Linked DNA regions of Homo sapiens: region 1 is linked to region 2. Evidence: read pairs that join two places in POLR2A ChIA-PET (ENCODE). Cell type or tissue: PC-9. All regions are shown on one strand. Each heading gives the region's core, and the rest is flanking DNA. Links, peaks and the distances in the headings are about the cores only. Region 1 overlaps DUSP16 (dual specificity phosphatase 16). Region 2 overlaps BORCS5 (BLOC-1 related complex subunit 5).

The links. ChIA-PET counts read pairs that join two places held together with the same protein. Peaks named below come from ENCODE experiments on the same cell type or tissue, not always from the same donor. Only the 100,000 strongest peaks of a DNase experiment are listed, where the experiment ranks them.
Region 1: POLR2A ChIA-PET joins it to region 2 with 19 read pairs; 18 of 35 experiments call an interaction of 5 or more read pairs at or near these places.

Annotation. Positions count from the first base shown.
Region 1 is chr12:12,552,238-12,560,624 of GRCh38, forward strand. All of the region lies in intron 1 of DUSP16 (dual specificity phosphatase 16), which reads right to left. Among named protein-coding and RNA genes, the nearest start is that of DUSP16, 6.4 kb to the right of the region's middle. In PC-9, for the core only: no CTCF peak of the experiment used is centred there; no DNase peak of the experiment used is centred there; H3K4me3 peaks cover 762 bases; H3K27ac peaks cover 663 bases.
Region 2 is chr12:12,360,449-12,368,696 of GRCh38, forward strand. BORCS5 (BLOC-1 related complex subunit 5) reads left to right here. Exons shown (of 4, transcript NM_058169.6): 2 at 758-901. Among named protein-coding and RNA genes, the nearest start is that of BORCS5, 7.5 kb to the left of the region's middle. In PC-9, for the core only: no CTCF peak of the experiment used is centred there; no DNase peak of the experiment used is centred there; H3K27ac peaks cover 419 bases.

The DNA of each region.
Region 1 (8,387 bases), core at 282-8,281, 190 kb after region 2:
GAGTTTGAGACCAGCCTGGTCAATATGCTGAAACCCCATCTCTACTAAAAATATAAAAATTAGCTGGGCATGGTGGTGCGTGCCTGTAATCCCAGTTACTTGAGAGGCTGAGGCAGGAGAATCACTTGAACCCGGGAGGCAGAGGTTGCAGTGAGCTGAGATCACACCACTGCACTCCAGCCTGGGCGACAGAGCGAGACTATCTCAAAAAAATAAATAAATAAATAAAAAGCATTTACCAATTGTTGAATTTTGGTGTAACAAAAATATTCACAATTATATGAAAAGACTATGAAAATACCCCACCCTTCTTCAACTATGTATCCGTGTGCAGCCAGGTTTTCTTCACGTATTTCAACCAAAACAACATATCACAACAGATTGAATACAGGAGCAATTATGCAAACCCAGCTATCTTCTATAAAGAAATATACTAAAGAGAATGGCAAAACGTAAAACAATGCCATGTTTCTCACCAGATTTTTTTGTGTGTGTTGGAATACCTTTTTCATAAAAGCATATTATTTATATCAACCCTCTTTGTTTTTTCTTCTTTTTTTTGAGACACAGTCTCGCTCTGTCGCCCAGGCTGGAGTGCAATGGCAGGATCTCGGCTCACTGCAACCTCTGCCTCCCGGGTTCAAGCGATTCTCGTGCCTCAGCCTCCCAAGTAGCTGGGATTACAGGCGCCCACCACCACACCTGGCTAATTTTTGTATTTTTAGTAGAGACGGGGTTTTACCATGTTGGTCAAGCTGGTCTCGAACTCCTGACTTCATGAGATCCACTGACCTCAGCCTCCCAAAGTGTTGGGATTACAGGCATGAGCCACCATGCCTGGCCTAATGTTTGTTATTTTTTAAATAAATAAATATTTTAAACATTTTTCAGTTTTAATTTCTAATGTTAAGTATGGACAGACATAGTCTATATAAACAAAAGATTTTTGGGGTCCTCAGAAATTTTTAAGAGTATAAATGTGTCCTGAGACCAAAATGTTTGAAAACCATTAGTTTATAGTACCACAAAAAAATAGCACTTTTAAGTATATGTATACAAGAGAATGGACACCTGAATATGAATCAGAAGATCTTGGCTCCAATTCTAGCACCACTTCTTACTTGCTTTAGGATTTCAATAAATTACTTCATCTCTCTAAGGCCTTAGTTTCCTCATCTGTAAAATGGGTAACTCATGTCTTCCAAGGATAAAAGAGACAAAATATGTAAAAGCAATTTATAAACTACAAGGTACACTATTATTACAAGATCTCAAAGTTAAGCATTTTAAACACTTCTTATGATGTTTTGTTTCTTTGTTTTTGAAACAGGGTCTCACTCTGTTGCCCAGGCTGGAGTGCACTGGCACTAACATGGCTTACTGCAGCCTTGACCTGCCAGGCTCAGGTGATCCTCCTACCTGAGCCCCACGAGTGGCTGGGACTACAGGTGTGCACCATCACACCCAGCCAATTTTTTGTATTTTTTGTGGCGACAAGGTTTCACCATGTTGCCCAGGCTGGTCTACTCCTGACCTCAAGTGATCCGCCCACCTCCCCAAGTGCTGGGATTACAGGCATGAGCCACCATGCCTGGCCTCTTACGATGTGTCTATGAAATTTTCCTTATTCTTAAAATTTTATTACTAAAAACAGAACTTATAGAAAATGTCAAGTGCAGGCCAGGAGCAGTGGATTACACCTATAATCCTAGCACTTTGAGAGGCCAAGACAAGCAGATCACTTGAAGTCAGGAGTTTGAGACCAGCCTGGCCACCCTGGTGAAACCACATCTCTACTAAAAATACAAAAATTAGCTGGTGTGGTGGTGCACGCCTGTAATCCCAGCTACTTGGGAGGCTGAGGCAGGAGAATTGCTTGAACCCAGGAGGCAGAGATTGCAGTGAGCTGAGACTGCGCCACTGCACTCCAACCTGGGTGACAGAGTGAAACTGGGTCTCAAAAAAAAAAAAAAAAAAAAAAAGCCAAGTGCAGACTTTTGATTAGCTAATTAGCTCAAATGTCCAAGCATATAATTTTACTTTATTTTATTTTGCAGAGACAGAGTCTCACCATGCTACCTAAGCTGGTCTCAAACTCCTGACCTCAAGCGATCCTCCCACCTCAGCCTCCCAAAGTACTGGATCATAAGAATGAACCCTCATACCCAACCCAACAACACAATTTTATTGCATTTAATTTCTTACCCTACAGTTATAATTGGTTATATATTTTAAATCATTATTAGGGACATTTCCAAATATACACAAATGTAAAAAAAATAACAAACTCCAACTTACCCATTACTCAGCTTCAACAATTTTCAAAAATTTATCAATACTCTTTTATTCATTTCCCACTTCTGTGTGTTTGTGCCCATCCTGAAGTTTTTTAAAATGAACATTTCGCATCATTTTATTCTGCCTGTAAGTACATCCATATGTATTTTTAACACATGAAAATATTTTAACATAACCACAATATGACTATTATAGCTGAAAACATTATGGTTGTAACTATTAAATATCACCTAATATATATTCCATTTTCAAGTTTCCCAACTGTCTCAATTAAAAAAAAAAAGTCTTTGTTAGTTTTTGGTTGGTGGGTATTATCAAAATATCATTCTTACCAATTCTTTCTCAAGTCAACCCAAGATGTTTAACTAAAGCTACGAAGGAAGAGGAAATAATACTATGCTTCATATACCATGTACAGTTTACAAAACAAGTCAAGAACTATCTTCTCGAGGAATTTTCTTTTCCACCAACCAAACAATAACAACAAAAACCAAGCAACAACAACAAATAAACCCACTACAAAATAAGCCAGCATGGCAATACATATACCTTAGTATTCTGAGAAGTGATCCAAAGAGCACACAGCTCAGCTGCTCGGGAAGAGAAGGAGCTGTTACACTGTGAGCCGAAAAAGGTGACTGGAAACAACCACCCATCATTTTGGAAAAGAAGAAGTCAGGTCAGCCACAGGGTCAAAGCTGGAGGTGAGGTCAGAGACCCCGTTCTAGAGTGAGCACATGGCTCAAATAAGAGTCCATGCCCAAGACTATAAGTCAACCCCTTGCAAACTGCAACTCAAAGCTCAAAACACAGTGCTCTAAGCTAGAGATATAATGGAACGGCTATAAAAAGCAACAGGTGTAAGAACTGACTGAAATTATTTGACAAACATTTGTCAAAAGCCTACTCTACTATCCTGGGATATAAACTGTGTATTTAAAAACTAGTACAACGCACACTGTAAGTAGCATATACTTCTCTACACATCTTTCCCCATTTATTTTAAGAGAAATAATGGATATATTAAATATTAATTATCTTGCCATACCATTACATCTTTTTTCTATAAACGCAATTTGCCCCACCCCAACATACATAGACATTAAAACAAACCTGAATTCTTCTGTCTTTCCCAAATATTTTTGAGGAGTACAAGTCAGATTAACTTTTATTACACATACCACAGACCCACAGCATTTATAGCTGTAATTCTTTTCTAAATTAAGGCCAAGCATGGTGGCTCACACCTGTAATCCCAATGCTTTGGGACGCCGAGGTGGGAGGATTGATTGAGCCCAGGAGTTCAAGACTAGCTGGGCAACATAGCAAGACCCTGTCTCTACACAAAATAAAAAATTAGCTAGGTATAGTTGCACATGCCTATAGTCCTAGCTATTTGGGAGGCTGAGGTGGGAGAATCCCTTGAACCGAGGAAGTCAAGGATGTAGTGAGCTGTGATGACACCACTGCACTCCAGCTTGGGCGACAGAGTAAGACCATGTCTCAAAAAAATAAAAATTAAATAAATTAAGCATTTAGTTTAGGAGGAAATCAAGAGAGCACTAAAGAATTTCCTACCTTGTATTAAAATTGTTTCCCATAGGTTTATCTCAAGTATTTTGTAGATGAAAATTGGTTAGGTGCATACAGAATAATTCTTGAGGGATTTGGTTCTATAGACACACTTAATATCAACACTTTTTAAAATCCTTTACCTCAATTTCACCTATAAAAAAGTTTTGCTGGTCACAGTGGCTTGTGCCTGTAATCCTAGCACTTTGGGAGACTAAGGCAGGAAGACTGCTTGAAGCCAGGAGTTTAAGACCAGCCTGGGCAACAAAGTGAGACCCCCATCTCTATAAAAATAATAAAAATAAATAATAATAATTAGCCGGGTGTGGTGGCATGCACCACCTGTGGTCTCAGCTACTTGGGAGGCTGAGGCAGGAGGACTGCTTGAGCCCAGGAGTTTGAGACTACAGTGAGCTATGATTGCTCTATTGCACTTCAGCCTGTGTGACAGAGACAGACCCCATCTTTAATTAAAAAAAAAAAAATTAAAAACTGCAAAAAGAGTGAAGGGCACATATTTCTTAAAGAATGCTTCAGAAGAACAAAATGTGCCCCAAAACATGAAATAGCTCCTGATAATATCAGTTTTTAGTTGACCACTATGAAGGACATCTTCTAAACAATAACAAAACAAACCTGGCAGTCCAATAACTACAGGAAAGATCAAGACTTCCCCATTTTGGAACATCTTTGCTTCAGGTTTTTACTTTTTGTAGTAATACAGGAACAATATGCCATAGGGACAAGAGTTGAACAGGTGTCATCCCTTACCCTATTTTACCTATTGGTAATTAAGCCTAACAGTTTATTGTCTGTACATCTTTTCTTTTGTATGTTCCCATACAAAACAATCTTTGGAATTTAGCTTCACTTTATGACACTATGGTGATTATTGTTCCTAACAGAGAGTCTAACCTAAGAATATAGCCCAATACGTGAAAAAGCTAACTGAACAGTAAACAATGACATTAATCTCATTGTAAAAAAACATGAGATTCTTAGCAAATGGCAGCAAAAGAACTGTGGATACATTAACAAGGCATTAAAAAAAAAATTTAAAGTTTCTGGCCGGGTGTGGTGGCTCACACCTGTAATCCCAGCACTTTGGGAGGCCAAGGCGGGTGGAACACGAGGTCAGGAGATCGAGACCATCCTGGCCAACGTGGTGAAACCCCGTCTCTACTAAAATACAAAAAAAAATTAGCTGGGTGCGGTGGCACACGCCTGTAGTCCCAGCTACTCGGGAGGCTGAGGAAGGGGAATCGCTTGAACCCGGGAGGCGGAGGCTGCAGAAAGCCGAGATGGCGCCACTGCACTCCAGCCTGGCGACAGAGCAAGACTCCGTCTCAAAAAAAAAAAAAAAAAAATCTAAGTTTCCATGCTTTGACCTAAAAAAAAGTCACATAGGTTTCTTTTTCTTTAATTCCCATTTCTTTTTTTAAAAACTGGTTAATGTGTAGATTTTTATTCAAATTCATTTGGACTGCACATGAATATTAAAAAGTTATAACATGAAGACTGTTCATTAGACTATCATAGGCAAAGCAAGTGATTCACAGAATAAGTGCAATTTATCGACCCTGATCATTACCTTTACTACCGACCACTATTTAACATCACTTTTTTAATGTACTGTTTACTTGTTTACTGTCTTTGTTTATTGTCCTGTCTTCTCCCACTAGAATATAAGTTACGTAAGGGCAAAAACTTTCTCTTATTTTCCACTGTATGGCCAGGGTCTAGCACTTGGTAGAGGATCAGCATAAATTTGCTGAATGAGATGGGTGAATACCTTCCGCCTTTCGCCTCCCCCACTTCCCTCTCTCCATACACATGTTAACCAATCTTTAAGGCCAGGGTCAAATTCTATTATCTCTATGAAGATTACCTCCCTGAGCCCTCTTTCTCTTTTGTACCTGAATTTGGCACTTGCCAGCTGTCTGGTAATTATCTTTGCATATGTATGTATCTCCCTTAAAATTCTTATAATCCTGTTCTCCATAACATGGGCCAGTGTCCCCAACTTTTGGAATCCATCTCAGCACATGTAAACAGCATACTGCTAACAAATGTTTTGCTTGATTCCTATCAGTAGTTAATCCAGAAATTCAGTTAATAATTTCAGTTTATAATGTATCCCTCCCTTTCAAATAACTCAAAATAGGCCATGATATTACAGCGAATCCCTCTTTTTATTTCTGACAATTTTAAATTTTACATTCTCATATAAGTAATGCTCATAATTTACCCTATCAATCACTATCCCTCAAGATTATATGTTTTTTTTTTTTTGATACACTGTCTTGCTCTGTTGCCCAAGCTGGAGCGCAGCAGTGCCATCATAGCTCACTGCAGCCTTGACCTCCCAGGCTCAAGAGATCCTCCCACTTCAGCCTCCAAAGTAGCCGGCACCACAGCTGCGTACTACTACCATACCTAGCTAATTTTTTGATTTTCTGTGGAAACAAGGTCTTTGTTGCCAGGGCTGTTCTCAACACCTGAGCTCAAGTGATCCTCCTGCCTTAGCCTCTTAAAGTGCTGGGATTATAGGAATGAGCCACCACGCCTGGCCTACATTTTTTAATGTAATAAAAAAATCTTGTGACTTTGTGGCAATACCTATAATGATGTTTCTAACCCCAGTCAAGAAGGGCGTGAAGTTTCATTCCTCTCTCTTGTTGCTGAGGTATCAGAGGGCATTTTTCCACTTATTCCTCTTTCCTTTCATGGCAAGATGTATTCTGTTCCCTTCCTTACTGATCATACTCCTGGCAAGCTTTTATTATTTCTTTGTACCTGTCCAAGGTAATCTGTCTTACATCCTTCTTTTGAGCCACTGTTTCCTCCAGTTATTTATTTGATTAAAATTCTAACTCCCTGTCTCAATCCATTTGTGTAGAAGAACCAGCTCTTCTTAAAGCCTGAGCCTGCTTCTTTAAATTCGGCCAACCTTTATGAACCTCTCTTCACACAGCCAACCCTTGATCATCAAGGATAATGAAATGCATACAAATAACAGATTGTCTACAACACAAGAAAATCAGAAAAAAAAAATTGACATCTGGCTTTGGAATTTATCATATGTAGCTTTGGGCAAGACTTATTTTCCTAATTATGTTTTTGTTTAAGCCAACATTCGGATTTTCTTTTATGATGGTGAATATCTCCGTTTTAAATGATCAGTAAATTTCTTTTAAAGCCAATCAAGCACCAACTATGGTTTTTCCTGTGAAATCTTTTTAACTAGTTTCTTTCATCTGTTGAAATCTGTCATAAAATCTGTTTTATTTCCTCTAAGTTATCTCCTTATTTTCTTGGGATTCTGATCCAAATCAGTTCACCCTATATTAATTTACTTCTTCAAATTAAAGTACCTTTTGCTTGAGAACTTAATGCATTTTAAAAACACTGAATGTCCAGTGAAATTTTTAGTTCAGGTAACACGAAGTAGAAAATTATTTTTGTCTAGGAAAACTTGGGAGTTCTAGGATAAATTATTACACTGGTAATTCTAGCAAATTATATTTAGTAGGATTTTTAGGATTAGCTGAAAATTGAAAAAATTTAATACTGGACAGCTATATAAGTCTGCTTCATCAATATATTAATCCCATATGCTAAACACTGTATGAAATTAAATTCCCAGTCCAGGGATTTACAGAAAATAGCATCAAAACACACTAACACATAAATCCTGCCTCTTATTCTGATCCCTACCTAAACTCTGCAACCTTCTCACACCTACTCTTCCCCCCTCCCATCTCAGCCTCACTTCCACTCTCAACTGTCCCACAAATAATTTTTAAACGTGTAGGAAAAAGGAAAAGAACCGGGGTAACAGTGTCTCCTCTTTTACTGCCTTCTCAGTTACTGCCATTAAGCTTTTGGCCCAAAGACTCCAATCCCCAATTTTACATGTCTATTTTTATTTTATAGGTACACACTTACAATCACCAAACTGAACGAAAGGATAGGGCATTCTAAATTGAAAAAGGAGCAAAACTGGATAATTCTGCAGTTCTGTTCCTAGCCCCCTCCATAATCATGCACTATGATCATTTGGCACTATAATCAAGCCAAATGAGATATTGTACTTTGAGTTGCTGATATAGCAGAGGTTAATACTAAAAAAGAAAAAAAAAATTAATTACCACAGTTTACATTTTTTATCTGAATGTACATTTATAGTACTTGAACCGAGTTATTTTCAAAACACTATTCACACTAACAAAATTCAAAATAAATTCATTTCTAATTTTTCCCCCATGTAGAATTTTGATAAGTGCAAAAATTATTTTACCTAAAATCCAACTCTTGGGCTGGTGTTATTTAGCCTATATTTTTACATAAGACTGTAAATGTTAGCCAAATTAAAAAAAATTTTAATGCAACTTTCCACATTGTCTTCAAACTCAGTAAATTCCACAATTTTAAAAAACAAAAACCTTTCACCGTGCCTACTCACATTTTTACTAAAATCCCTACACAGAGCCATACATTCTGCTTTTCATTTTACT
Region 2 (8,248 bases), core at 249-8,248:
TGGTGTGATCATGGCTCACTGTGGTCTTGACCTCCTGGGCTCAAGTGATCCTCCCATCTCAGCTTCCTGAGTAGCTGGGACTACAGTGTGCACCACCACATCTGACTAATTAAAAGAAATTTTTTTTTTTTTTTTTTTTTTTTTTAGAGATAGGGTCTCACTATGTTGCCCAGGTTGGTCTTGAACTCCTGGACTCTGGTGATCCTCCCACTCAGCCTTTCAAAGTGCTGAGATTACAGGCATGAGCCACCACACCCAGCCTGAGGTGGCGTTTTTGTTTGTTTGTTTTTGAGACAGAGTCTCACTCTGTTGCCCAGGCTCAAGTGCAGTGGCACGATCTTGGCACACCGCAACCTCCGCCTCTCGGGCTCAAGTGATTCTCCTGCCTCAGCCTCCTGAGTAGCTGGGATTACAGGCACCCGCCACCATGCCCCGCTAATTTTTGTGTTTTTAGTAGAGACAGGGTTTCGCCATGTTGGCCAGGCTGGTCTTGAACTGCTGACCTCAGGTGATCTGCCCACCTCGGCTTCCCAAAGTGCTAAGATTACATGCATGAGCCACCGTGCCTGGCTCCAGCCTGAGCTTTTAAAAATACTATAGAAAACAGTTTCTATAATTCATCCCTGCCACCCCAACCCCAACTGCAAGATAGCTACATTTTATAAAATTATTCTTTTTAATCACTACACCAAAAACTGCTTTGGTGAGGCAGAGATGCCTAATATGCATCTCCTAAGCAGTGTAACTTTATTTTCAGTGACTCCTTCACCAGCCAAGCATAGAGCCAAGATGGATGATATTGTGGTTGTAGCTCAGGGCTCCCAGGCCTCACGGAACGTCAGCAACGATCCCGATGTCATCAAGTTGCAAGAGATTCCAACCTTCCAGCCCCTTTTGAAAGGTAAAGGATTGCGTTTTGTTTTATCTGAACTTGCTGGAGACGTTTGTGTAGCCCTACTACTTTCCCTCTACTTATCCATGTATCTTGCTCTCTCATCTCCTTTAGGTCTTTGCTTAAATGGCATCTTCTCAGTGAAGCCTTTCTTGATTTCCTTAATTAAAACTGCAGCCCCTTTGCCTACCTGTTTTTCTCTATAGCACTTAATTATCATTGACCTATTGCAAATATCTTTATCTGTCTATATTTCTCTGCTAGAATGTGAGCTCCATGATGGCAGGTATTTTCTCTTTTGCTCACTGTTGAATTCCCAGCACGTGAAATATAATCTGGTATAAGATAGGGACTAAGTGAATGAATGAGGTTGGAAATGGCCCTTCCCTGTTATATTCCCATGGAAAGATTTTCATTCTTATTTGTGATCTGGACAGTGGGTGGACTAGTTCAGATCCATAGAGAAAAATCTCCATCACTACTGATACACTCGTAATTAATCCTGGCGGCAGTTTTATATGAGAGTGTGTGTTTGAGAAGAGAGATTACCCACCCAATTAGCATATACTGTGGTAGTTACCTTTTGAACGAAGGCCACAACTTTATTATTTTTGTATCTCTATTAAGTAGTGGAGATTATTTTATATTAACTGGTGTTTCTGCTGTAAGAGTCCTTCAGTTCTCTCCTCCCTCACCCCCACCAAAGATTAGGAAATAATGAACATAAGGCCCTGGTTTACTTAACTTGGTATAATACAGTGTAAAACATCTTACATTTACATAGCTATTTGAATTAAAATGCCCCTCCTCATACACATATCATCCCTTTAATTCTTACATCATTAAATGTGTTTCAATGATTGGGGTAAGATAAGCTTCTTATAAGCCTTTTATAAGGCAGCTGGCATACACAGAGGTTGTACTTGAACCTTCTTCATTGATGTCAAATCCTATATTACACTGTTCCACACTATTTAGAAAACAAAAACAAATGGTGCTTTATAGATGATCCATATATTGTCTTATTCTTACCAGTGCTTCATCTGTTTCATAAATAAGGAAATACAAGCTTTCAGTTTCTTTTTTATTATTATTTAAGTTTTAGTGTACATGTGCACAACATGCAGGTTTGTTACATATGTATACATATGCTATGTTGGTGTGCTGCACCCATTAACTCGTCATTCACATTAGGTATATCTCCTAATCAATTTCTTCCCTACAGGCCTGAGAGTTAGACTTTGGTAAACATTCTGGCTCTTATGTAAAACAACACATTATATCATGTTACTCATCTTTTTTTTTTTTTTTTTTTTTTTTTTAGAGTTTTGCTCTGTCACCCAGGCTGGAGTGCAATGGCTTGATCTTGGCTTACTGCAACCTCCACCTCCCAGGTTCAAGTGATTCTCCTGCCTCAGCCTCCTGAAGTAGCTGTGATTACAGATGCCTGCCACCACGCCAAGCTAAATGTTTTTATTATTATTATTTTTAGTTGAGATGGGGTTTCACCATGTTGGCCAGGCTGGTCTCGAACTCCTGACCTCAGGTGATCCACCCACCTCGGCCTCCCAAAGTGCTGGGATTACAGGCGTGAGGCACCTTGCATGGCCTACTCATCTTCTTAGTTTTCATGATTTTGAGGAATAATGTGATTCTCTAAAGAAGTTAACAATAGTAGGGCATGGTGGCTCACACCTGTAATTCCAGCACTTTGGGTGGCTGAGGCAGGAGGATCACTTGAGTCCAACAGTTCAAGACCAGCCTGGGCAACACAATGAGACTCTGTCTCAACAGATAATACAAAAAATTAGCCAGGCATGGTGGCACATACCTGTCGTCCCAGCTAGTTGGGAAGCTGTTGTAGAAGGATCGCTTGAGCCCAGGAGGTCAAGGGTGCAGTGAGCAGTAGTCATGTCAGTACACTTCAGCCTAGGTGACAGAGTGAGATCCTGCCTCAAAAGAAAAAAAAAAAAAGCCGGCCAGGCGCTGCGGCTCATGCCTATAATCCCAGCACTTTGGGAGGCCGAGGTGGGTGGATCACCTGAGGTTAGGAGATCAATACCAGCCTGGCCAACATGGTGAAACCCCATTTCTACTAAAAATACAAAAAATTAGGCCGGGCGCAGTGGCTTACGCCTGTAAAACAGCACTTTGGGAGGCCAAGGCGGGTGGATCATGAGGTCAGGAGATCGAGACCATCCTGGCTAACACGGTGAAACCCTGTCTCTACTGAAAGTACAAAAAAAATTAGCCGGGTGTGGTGGCGGGTGCCTGTAGTCCCAGCTACTTGGGAGGGTGAGGTAGGAGAATGGCATGAACCTGGGAGGCAGAGCTTGCATTGAGCCAAGATTGTGCCACTGCACTCCAGCCTGGGTGACAGAGCAAGACTCCATCTCAAAAAAAAAAAATTAGCTGGGTGTGGTGGTGTGCACCTGTAAACCCAGCTACTCAGGAGGCTGAGGCAGGAGAATTGCTAGAACCAGGAGATGGAGGTTGCAGTGAGCTGAGACTACCACTTCATTCCAGCTTGGGCAACAACAGTGAAACTCCATCTCAGAAAAAAAAAAAATATCTGCATATAACTTTCAACTTAGCCAAAACTTAACTACTAATAGCCTTCTGTTTACTAGAGGCCTTACTGATAGCATAAACAGTTGATTAACACATCTTTTGTGTTATATGTTATTATATACTATATTATTACAATAAAGTAAACTAGAGAAAAGAAAATGTATTAAGAAAATTATAAGGAAGGCCAGGCACAGTGGCTCATGCCTGTAATCCTAGTACTTTGGGAGGCCGAGGAGGATGGATCACTTCAGGTCAGGAATTCGAGATCAGCCTGGCCACCATGGTGACACCCCATCTCTACTAAAAATACAAAAATTAGTTGGGTGTGGTGGCGTGCAGCTGTAGTCCCAGCTACTTGGGAGGCTGAGGCACAAGAATCGCTTGAACCCGGGAGGCAGAGGTTGCAGTGAGCCAAGATCATGCCACTGCACTCCAGCCTGGGTGACAGAGTGAGACTTGGTCTCAAAGAAAAATATAAGGAAGAGAAAGTATATTAACTATTCATTAAGTGGAAGTAGATCATCAGAAAGATCTTCATCATTGTCTTCACGTTGAGTAGGCCGAGAAGGAGGAAAAGGAGGGGTTAGTTTTGCTGTCTTAGGGGTGGCAGAGGCAGAAGAAAATCTACGTATAAGTGGACCCACGTGGTTCAGACCCATGTTGTTGTTCAAGGGTCAGCTGTAATTCGTTTTATGATTAATCACTAGTAGGGGAAATATCTAGAAGACTTGGTGTTAAGGGAAGCTAACCTCAGATTTGAAGTCATCACTGAGGGCTGGCCATGGTGGCTCACGCCTGTAATCCTAGCACTTTGGAAGGCCAAGGCGGTTGGATCACCTGAGCACAGGAGTTTGAGACTAGCCTGGCCAACATGGCAAAACCCTGTCTCTACAAAAGATACAAAACTTAGCCGGGCATGGTGGTGGGCACCTGTAGTTCCAGCTACTCAGGAGGCTGAGGTGGGAGTATCACTTGAGCCCTAGAGGTGGAGGTTGCAGTGAGCCAAGATTGCATCACTGCACTCCAATCTGGGCAACAGAGCAAGACTCTGTCTCAAAATAAATAAATCATCACTGAGTGCCCTGAAAGTGAATAATTAATGTGATGCAGTTAATGCAATGCAACTGGACCTGGTTGCATTGATAAATGAGTTTTAACTGGGACTTTGCCACCAACTATTATGTTGTCTGGCTTTGTTTTTCCACCTTTTTGAGCCTTGGTTATTAAGAACATTGAGAATAGGTGAGGAAGGAGGAAGGCTAGTAAGGAGCAGATTATAGGAAGAGGTTATCGGGGATTTGGTTAAGGAAGGTAGAGATGAGATCATGGCTCACTCCAGCCTCCACCTCCTGGGCTCAAGCGATCCACCCATCTCAGCTTCCAGAGTAGCTGGGACTACAGTGTGCACCACCACACCCGGCTAATTAAAATACATTTTTTTTTTTTTTTGTAGAGACAGGGTTTCACTATGTTGCCCATGTTGGTCTTGAGCTCCTGGACTCCAGTGCTCCTCCCACCTTAGCCTCCCAAAGTGCTGAGACTACAGGCATGAGCCACCATGCCCGGCCCGAGTTTCAAAAAATACTATAGAAAATAGTTTGTATAATTCATCCCCCCCACCCCAACCCCCACTTGATGAGAGTGGCGTGAATCTAGAAATGACAACATGTGGCTGTGGCCAGACTATAGCAAACAAAAAGCCAGTGAGCATTGAAGGTGATGCTCATGTTTCACTTGTGAAGACGAAACATCTTGGGCCGTGATTAGGAAAGATAGGCAAAGGGGGTGGAAATGATAAGTTTAATTATGATAATAGTATCTTATCCCCCATGCTTCTACATAATAGCTATTGTTCTTTCTGTTTTTATAGATTAAAATATTGAGGCCTAGAGAGCTTAAATTAATTGCCTAAAGTCACATGGCTGTAAGTGATAGCACATTTTAAGATTGCATCAGGACATAGAATAAGACTTAGTTTCCAATTCTAGCAAAGCCCATTATAGAAATCACTAGGATATACAGGAACTAGCGTGGTGGGTATGAGGTTGTTTGGGTTTTGAGGTGCAGCATTTGTTGCAGAGCCTCCTGCTTTGACGTTGTTCTGCCTGATAATTAAAAGCCCTACCCTCTGCCTGCTGGGCTGCTGCAGGGGCCAGGCATCACTGTCGCCTTTATACTCTGACTCTTTTTTCCCCCTTTCCTGCTTTCAGGATGAGGCCATTCCTCAAAATAGTAAAAAGGCCACACAGTGAAGCCTGTACCCCCCAGGTTTGATTTCAGAAAGCTTTTATTCAACTTAATGACAGTTTATTCTTTCAAAACAATATATTGAAGTATTACACAGAGTTCACTATTGTTTCATAATGTCATATGATGTAATGCTAATGCTGGTGGGTGATCTGCAGAGGCAGTGGCTGGGCGAGTTTGGGGCTATTTGTATGACTGAGGTAATGTTTGCATTTTTAATAAGCAAGCAGATTCTTTCTTTGGCCTTAACCCTTTTGCATAAATATACCAGAGTATAATTTATGCTCCATAATCCAAATATCTGTTCCTTTTTTTATCAAAGGGATTTCTGTTTTTCATAGCAATGTCTGAATTAGTAATTTATTTTGACATGTAAAGCATTTTATAGGAAATGAAAGATTAGAAAATTAGAAAGTAGCTACAAATGGCTGTGACAGAACACAAAGGCAAAATAGTAGATTTGATGTAAGTTAGCAAGATTCCAAGAAGTTAACAAACCCTGTATAGATTTCTTACTTGAAATTCAACCACTCATATTTTTTAATGAATCCCACTCTATTGTATGTCATTCTAAAGAAATGAAATATTTGCAAGAGAAAAGTAATATGGTTGGTGTTTTATATATAAAGTTACAAAAATAATTATTCACTCTTAGTAGATGAATATGTGCATATTTACACACATGCATGCATGTGACATTCTTTCCAACCGATCTGTCATTTTTGTTACTGACCTTGGATACAACGTAAGAGATTGTATTGCTGCCTATGGAAGGGGCTGTTTTTGTTAATAACAAGGATGATCAAACATATACAGTGTAGATACTGAAGTGATACTAAGCAGCTTTGTTGGGAGTTTGGTGTTTGGTTGTTAAGAACATGATGCATGTGAAGTAGATTTTGATAATTAAAAGGAGCCTGGGGCTTTTCATAGTGGAGCGAAATCTCATGGAACAGCAGTGAAAGCTTTCAAATCACATGGAACATTGAGAACTGGAACCTGAAAGTGTAGCTAGGGAAGAATGAAGCAATGGAAAAAGGGCGATAAGGAGAGCATGATGGAGCTAGATTTCAAATGACCAGTTTCTTCACATTCTTCTGTCATCTGGACAAATAAAAGTCTTTGCATTCATCAGATGTCTGCCTCTACCAGCTGTCAGACCTTATCATTGCATTGGAAAATGGCAGCCAAAGGAGGGGACAAGAGAATGGATCTTAATCAGAGCCACAGTCTTCTCTGAATGGCTTAAAGGTAATCTCTAAACCCAGGGGTAATCCTAAGTATATTTTCTCCCAAATACCATATTGGAAAGATTGATGACTTATTCCTGATTACTTTATGGGTTTGTATTTGTAATAGCTCTTCAGTTAAGCTTTTAAACATGGCTATTCAGAGAAGTGTGAGTTGTGTGTAAAAACAAAAACAAAAATAAACATAGCTGTTTACCAGCATTGGGTTAGCCTTACTCAGAAGAGTGGGAAGTACCAGGTGAATGGTTGCTTTCAACCGATTGAGAAAGTGAAGCTGTCTCACCAGAACACCCTCATCTTTTCCCTTACTCCCATAAATCTCTGTGTGCCTGCATCCATTCTTGTTTCTTTCCATTAAGTCTCAGATGAGGTATTCATGCCTTTCTCTGAAACTTAATGCCATTCTGTTTCACTCTTTCCATTTGCTGGGACTTTGCTCCTGTCCTTTTCTCTTTTTGTCTCGCAACTAGCTTAGTGGACCTCTTTCCTCTTGTTCAGATATACAGCTCTTCCCATCTTAAAAACAGAAGACGAACACTTTCTTTCAATTCAGTTGCCCTCTTGGCTACCACGCTTTCTCTGTTCTCATTTCTGCTGCCAAACTTACTGACTCCATGGGTGCTACATGCTGTCCCTGCTTCCTTGATACCTCTGCCATTTGGGAAGTTCCCCTGGACAGGCTCTCATATACATAACTTCATCCATATTTGCTGCTTTGGAGGATTACTAGTGTTTTCTTTTCATGCTTGAAGTTTTTTTCTCAGTCCACATCCTCCTCTTCTTTTCCGTATTTAACATAGGTTTCTATCCCACTTGTTAAAACTCCCTTCCTTTAGTTTATGATACCTCCCCACCCAGTGGTATTCTGTTTTGTTTTTTTTTTTTTAATCTACTGGTTAGTCTCTATTCCTCTCTGCACAGCATTTTGCCTAGTGCTCTTTTGGAAAAACAAGATTCTAAGGCGCTTTAAGTATTCTGAAATGTAGCCATTAAGATGATTTTAAGTCTCTGTCATCAACTTCAACTTTTTTTTCTTTTCCTTCTTCTTTTTTTTGAGATGGGGTCTTGATCTGTCATCCAGGCTGGAGTGCAGTGGCACAATCATAGCTCACTGCAGCCTTGACCTCCCGGGCACAAATGATCTTCCAACCTCAGCCTCCCAAGGAGCTGGGACCACAGATGTACCACACCTGGCTAATTTTTTTTTTTTTTTTAATTTAGAGATGGGGTGTCACTCTGTTGTCCAAGCTGGTCTCAAGCCCTGGGCTCAAGCAGACCTCCCATCCTG